2 separate regions of the Homo sapiens genome follow, and region 1 is linked to region 2. Evidence: chromatin contacts called from ENCODE Hi-C or POLR2A ChIA-PET data. All regions are on one chromosome and are shown on one strand. Each heading gives the region's core, a stretch centred on a gene start or an enhancer-like site at or near the end of the contact. The rest is flanking DNA. Distances are from core to core; before and after follow the strand shown.

What was found. A loop is a pair of places that touch in the nucleus more often than their neighbours do. ChIA-PET counts read pairs that join two places held with the same protein, here RNA polymerase II (POLR2A). Pooled maps may share reads with other maps.
Region 1: a map of endothelial cell of umbilical vein shows a loop between it and region 2 (2.6-fold over the local background). The contact joins the enhancer-like site here to the promoter of EPB41L3 in region 2. A Hi-C loop is called at or near these places in 1 of 168 maps with a recorded cell type or tissue (endothelial cell of umbilical vein) and 2 of 50 pooled maps. POLR2A ChIA-PET finds 5 or more read pairs at or near these places in 1 of 52 experiments (MCF 10A).

What each region holds. Positions count from the first base shown.
Region 1 is chr18:5,582,186-5,585,439 of GRCh38, forward strand. It overlaps a transcript of EPB41L3 not described here. Among named protein-coding and RNA genes, the nearest start is that of EPB41L3, 40 kb to the left of the region's middle. Within about 2 kb of position 1,391, at least 4 of the 41 ENCODE cell types and tissues checked have a DNase peak (open chromatin) inside an H3K27ac peak, as active enhancers do; they include endothelial cell of umbilical vein, where a contact is called at or near this core.
Region 2 is chr18:5,542,374-5,545,432 of GRCh38, forward strand. EPB41L3 (erythrocyte membrane protein band 4.1 like 3) reads right to left here and starts at 1,624. Exons shown (of 23, transcript NM_012307.5): 1 at 1,540-1,624. LOC107985145 (a long non-coding RNA gene) reads left to right here and starts at 456. Exons shown (of 4, transcript XR_007066440.1): 1 at 456-686; 2 at 1,921-2,004.

The DNA.
Region 1 (3,254 bases), core at 141-2,640, 40 kb after region 2:
CAAGGCAGTGGGGCTCCCTGGTCACTCCGTTTTGCTGGTATATCTTGGGAAATGCAGTGAGGAGGCTGTAACATGACACCAGGCTAGAAAGCTGCCCAACACAGGAGAGGAGAAGACAACGGAGCAGCTGGGCCTGCTTCACACAATCCTCATCTTAGAAGAAAACAGGTAAAGGAAAGAAGATGGGGTGGGGGGAGGACCAAGAACTTGGCAGCTGCCTCAAGGCTGCTTAGAGATCTGTGATTTAAATATTTATCTCCACAGAGAATTGAACCACATCTGGAGCCTACAATTTAATTTCTCCCAACGTTAAACAGATGTTTACTTTTTAAATGCTAAACAGTATATGTTTAAGGATATTCTAAAACTAATGTTTTCTAAATATTACAAATGAAACTTGGTATTTTTTACAAGGTCCATGATGATTTTAACACAGAGAACATGAGTGCTAGAAAGGACTCACGCAATGAGCTATTCTAGCTCCCACTTTGGAAAGGAAGAAACTGAGTCCCCTATGGCTAAGTGACTTATTGATTCTACACAAATTGTTTATGACTGAGCTATAAGTAGAATCTATGTGGTCATTTTCACTGTAAATATTTTAACCTCTCATAAAAATTTAAATATCCCATGGAATGACAGGGGCTGTCACATAGTGTCAGTGCAAACTTAAGAAGCTGGAGCGTCAGCAGAGGCAGTGAGGCATGCCCGGGAGTGGGGGCAGCCACTTTCAGGAGCCACTGCAGACATCACTTCACAGCAGGGGCTGGGGAAACAGCTACCATAGGGTGATGGAAGGGACCCTGCGGATGAATCAGCCCTCATCACTGTGGGGGAAAAGTTGGTGAAAAGAGGTGGGAGAACGTTGGAAAGATTCTGGAATTTCTGAGACGCAGCTGAAGAGATGAGTCAGGAAAATAATATGCTGTGACTATTTTTACTATACTATTTTAACTGTCAGGTAGGGTGGCTGAGACAGTCAGACAACTGTCATAGAACACAGTAACTGTCCCTACCGCCCGCCAGATACTAGGCAAGGTACTCAACAGATGGTAGTTTTCAAAACTTCACAAAGGCCTCGTGAAATAGGCATTCTGCTACTCACTGCATAGAGGAAGTCTGGAGAAGTTCAGTGACCCCATGGCTGAGTCCAAATTTTAATCCATGTCTACCTAATTCAAGAGCTCTTCCCTGTCCAGAAAGCCCACAGCCCCAGTCATGACTCTTTAACCGGAACCACAGTCTATACAGGTCATTAAGAGTAGCACAATTCAAAATCAACAGGCTTTGATTGTTTTCCTTCCTTTTTCTTTTCAGAACATTATCTGGATTCAACTGACTGCAAGGGGAAAAGTTTACTTCCAGAAAATTATGCCAGGAGCAACTTCTTATTTCCTCATTTCTAGCATGTACTTTTCTGCAAATACGTCAACATGTCTGAAATCAGGATGTGAAAATGATTCATATATTTAATGCAATAGTGTTTTTCCCCTTAAATGCTGTTATTAAATTGATGGGGTAATCATACAGCATCTTAAAATTGAAGAGCTATATTTTTTTTTCAGATGATAAATGCCTTTGAAACTTTCAAGTTAGCCATTTAAAGGGACGTGGGTCTAGAAAATAATTTTTTTTATTTGTTTTCGGAGTTTCACTCTTGTTGTCCAGGCTGGAGTGCAACGGCATGATCTCGGCTCACCGCAACCTCTGCCTCCCGGGTTCATGCGATTCTCCTGCCTCAGCCTCCCGAGTAGCTGGGATTACAGGCATGCGCCACCACACCAAGCTAATTTTGTATTTTTAGTAGAGACAGGGTTTCTCCATGTTGGTCAGGCTGGTCTCGAACCCTCAACCTCAGATGACCCGCCTGCCTCCCAAAGTGCTAGGATTACAGGTGTGAGCCTCTGTGCCTGGCCTAGAAAATAATTCTTAAATGCTTCTCCAACATGTTTCTGACCTGGGCTCCACCTTTGATGTATGGGTTCTCTACCCATAATGCCACTGGATATAAGAGCACAGCCAAGACAGCCAATAGCTGGGTCCTTTACCTCTGAGATTAAATCCCTAAGGATCAGCTAGGGCCTATGCTGCAGATCCAACATTCCTTGCATGGATTTGCTACAACAGAACGTAACCCGTCTGAAGCAAGTGTAATCTGGAAACATTCAATATGTGTGGTGAAAGTCATATTTTGTTGCTTTCATGGTTTCAGTTTAACATTAGCAGATCATCTAGTATTTATTAAGGAGACAGTAAGCTTTAACATAAATAGATGGGTCATTTCATAGTTTTATAAAGTTACTTAAGTTTTCCCAACCTTTTCCTCAACTGTAATGTGAATTTAGTGGTACCTACAGTATATAGGTGCTCTAAAGCTTGTTACCCATTGACAAAAATTATCCCCAAATTCTTTGTAGAATAAAATGAGGTATGAAGAAAAGACTAAACAAAAAGATAAAAGGATTGTGCCACGTAATAGATGTTCAATAAATGTTAGTTACCTTCTCTGAGTAAAATTGATGCTTCTTTTTATTGCAAAGGGAAGAATTTTACCACTATAATCAACAAATAACATGAAAATAACTTACAACCATCAATGGTGAGACATCCCAAAGTATCAAATTATTTCATCTGATTCAAAGTGAAAATCTGTAGCAAATTGAAACGAAAGGCATACAGCTTCAAAGAGAAGACTGTCTTAAATAAAAAAATGAATATACAGCATGAGACGATGACTCAGAAAATTGGATTGCAGGACTGTGTGACTCTTACTGTCTCAGTCAATGGTTGCCTTGTGTAGAGGAGGTACAGTTTCCCAAAAATTAACATAATGATCTTTTTAATCCCTTCAGGAATTGTCTGATACTTTTCAAGAAAGAAGACTCAGAAACTGAAATTTAAAAGAAAAAGGAAAATAAACATGCCTAGCTTCTGCAGTTGAAGTTTAGCTTTTGCTCTCTTTGAGTTCTTCCAATTTTTCTGATTGGAATCTGTGTTTCTAAGCTACAAGAAGTGGATGTTGAGTTTTAGCTGTGCTAAAACAATTGCTAATGTGTGATCGTGTCTCTACTTGTTACTGCTACTCGAATAAGACATAAGGATCTTAAGATCTTAAATATTTATGGTTTTTTTGGTTGTTGTTTTTTGTTTTTGAGTCGCCCAGGCTGGAGTGCCGTAGTGCGATCTGGGCTCACTAGTAACTCTGACTCCTGGGTTCAGGCAATTCTCCTGCCCCAGACTCCGGAGTAGCTGAG
Region 2 (3,059 bases), core at 374-2,873:
GTGTGACGCTTCCTGTACTATAGAAGTTAATGCTACCAAGACAAACTCCAGCACACCTGGCCACCTCAGGCAGCCTAAAATTCTCACTGTGCCCCACTCCCCACCCCCCCTCAACAAAAAGGACAGGCAGGGTATCTGCAAAAGCAATTCCGCGAGACTAATGTAAAAAAGCTGAAACAACTTAAACACGCAATGGAAGCACTGCATTAGCAGGACTGCCCGGCCCTCTCAGGACCTCCCAGCCCAACCTCCACAAGTAATTAACACCACATGTTTCCTTTATCATTCTATTTGTTCTGTTCCGCAACAATCTCTACCAACTTTAACCCTGGGCTGCAACTAACGGAAAAACCCTAGAAAACTTCAGATCCGTAATATAAAAAGAAAATTGAAAAGAATACTCTCATTGCAAGGGACCACAGTTACAATTTACTAGGTAACCACACCCACCGCATTGCAGAAGCCATGAACTTGGCGGGCGTGGGGGGGAAGGGGAAGAAGTCCGGCGAGATTAGAGGGGAAATCCGAAAAAGCAAGCCCCTGCGGCAGCAGCCAGGAAACACTCGCCAGGAACTGGCTGCGACCCCAACTCCAGCGGTCCGAAGCCCTAGCCTCCCCACCCCCACCGCGGCAGAGCCGCCTTCGCAGACACCTCCCGAGGAGAATCGCGGCCCCGAGGGCGCCAGGTGAGTCGCGCCGCCCCGAGCCCCCGGGCCACGGCAGGCCGACCCAGGCGCCCCCGGCCCGCCCGTGCTCCCGCGCCCGGGTGCCAGAGGCGAGGGGCCCCGGCAGGTGCCCAGGCCCAGGGCAACCCCGCTTGGACGCTCCCTCCTCCTCCCCCACCGGCCGGGGGCCGCTGCCCCAGTTTGGGGAACGAGGCAAGTTATATAAAAGCGGCCGGCCCCCCTGCCCAGCGGGGATGCTTTGTGCGGAGCGCACCTTATCGGCCCCGCGCTGCGCCCGCCCGCGCCTGCACCCGGGACGAGCCCGCTGCCGCCGCGCGCTGAGCGCAGGGCCCCTCCCGCGGCCCGCCAGCCGCCACCCGCCCGGGCGGCGCCGCAGTGTCGCCCCCTGTCCCCCGCACCTCCCCGGGGGAGGGGCCGGCCCGCGCTCGCCCCCAGCCCGAGGGGCAACTTAAAACATGGCGCCCCGGGCGGGGGATTTGTGCAAATTGGCGGAGAAGGGACGCGGGGACCGAGTCGCCCCTTCGGCCAGGGATCCCAGGGAGGCCCCCAGGCCGGAGGCCGGGGCTCAGGCTCTGCGCGCCGGCCCAGCCACTACTGCGCCGCGGCGGGCGGAGCGGGCGGGGGGCGCGGCGCGCAGGCTCGGCCCGGTGGGGGTCCCGGCGAGCGGGAGGGCGGTTGGGGACCCCGGCCGCGCCGGGCGCGGGGCTCGGGATTCGGGAGACCGCGCGGCGCCGAAGCCACGCGTCAGCCCCACTGTCCCGCGCGCCTCGCCCCAGGCCTCGGGCTCTTCCTCCGCACCTCGTAAAGCCGAGACCCCCTCGCAGTCCCCCACTCCGAGAGGCGGAAAAGTTACCTGGGATCAGCAGGGAGCCCGGGCGCGCCGCGGCGTGGGGACTAGGCTCGGGCGCGCGTCCTCGGCGGCGGTGCGCAGGAGACTCGGGCGTGGGGAGGAAGCCGCAGCCCAGGGCTGCTCGCCGCTGTTCCCCCCGCCCCCTGTTGCAGGAGACACCGAGGCTCCGCGGAGCTGCGGCGGGGGCCCACGCCCAGAGACCGTGCGAGGAAAGCCAACCTCGTCCTGCCTGCCCTCCCAGCCGCGGGGGAGGGGGCCACCGCAGTACTTCAGGACAGTTACATGGGCACAGCCTCCTCCGTCCTGGCGCAGGGTCAGGCTCCGCGGACGACGCCTGGAGACAGCTGCCAATGCCAATAGCTTTAGCCCTTTATTCCCACTTAGATGATGGCCTGGCCTCTCCAGACCCCTCTCCCCTCCCAGACATCCCCTGTGAGAAAGGAGGGAGAGGGTGTTCCTGACCTTCAGGTGAGTTATTTATTGGCTAGGGACTGCAGTATTTTTTTTTTCTTTTTGGAAAGAAAATAAAATCAAGTTGGTGGTGTCTTCAAGTCATGTTAATAGAGAAGATCTGAATTAATGCTTGATAAGAGAAGTCGCCCATTTTTCAGCAACTCAGCTACTCCGTCCTCTCCAGTATCTATAAAGCTTTCCACCGAAATTTACCTTGATTTTAAAGAGCGGAGGTGGCTCACTGACTTGTAAGTGAAAGAAGTAACTCCTGGTCATCTCACAATATCTTAAGATCTAACCGACTAACCAAGATATTTAAGAAATATTTTTATGGGCACAAAAAGAATAGAGTGAATAAGACATAGCATCTGATAGCACAACAGGGTGACTATAGTCAAAATAATTTGATTGTACATTTTAAAATAAAGTATAATTGAATTGTAACACCAATGATAATGCTTGAAGGATAGATTTCCTGTTTTCCATGATGTGATTATTACACATTGCATGCCTGTATCAAAACATCTCATGTACCCCATAAACATATATACATACTATGTACCCACAAAAATTGAAAATAAAATATTAAATTTTTTTAATTTTTAAAATAAATTGTATGTATATTTAAGGCATACAACATAAGATACATATATAGTAAAATGGTTATTATAGTGGAACACATTAGCATATCTATCAACTCACATAGTTATGCATTTCCCCCAACACCCCTCTACTTGTGGCAAGAGTAGCTATAATATACTCATTTAGCAAAATCCTGAATACAAGACACTTCTTAGCTCTAGTCCTCGTGTTGTACATCAGATCCCTTTCATGTTGTACGTTATTAATTTTTTTAAAATAGAGCCTTCTCCAAATCATCCGGTTGCCCCTCCAGGAGCTCAGGGACTCATTAAAAGAGGGAAAAAAATGGATTCACAAAAATATTGCATTTGCTACTGGGTGCCAAAGACAAGATACAGAACACGTGCCTCTGGGAAAGATTAGTGGGCCTGATCTGTCAGTGAGGCCCGGAGACGTGGGGAGACTTGGCGCAGGTTTCTAGAATAGGG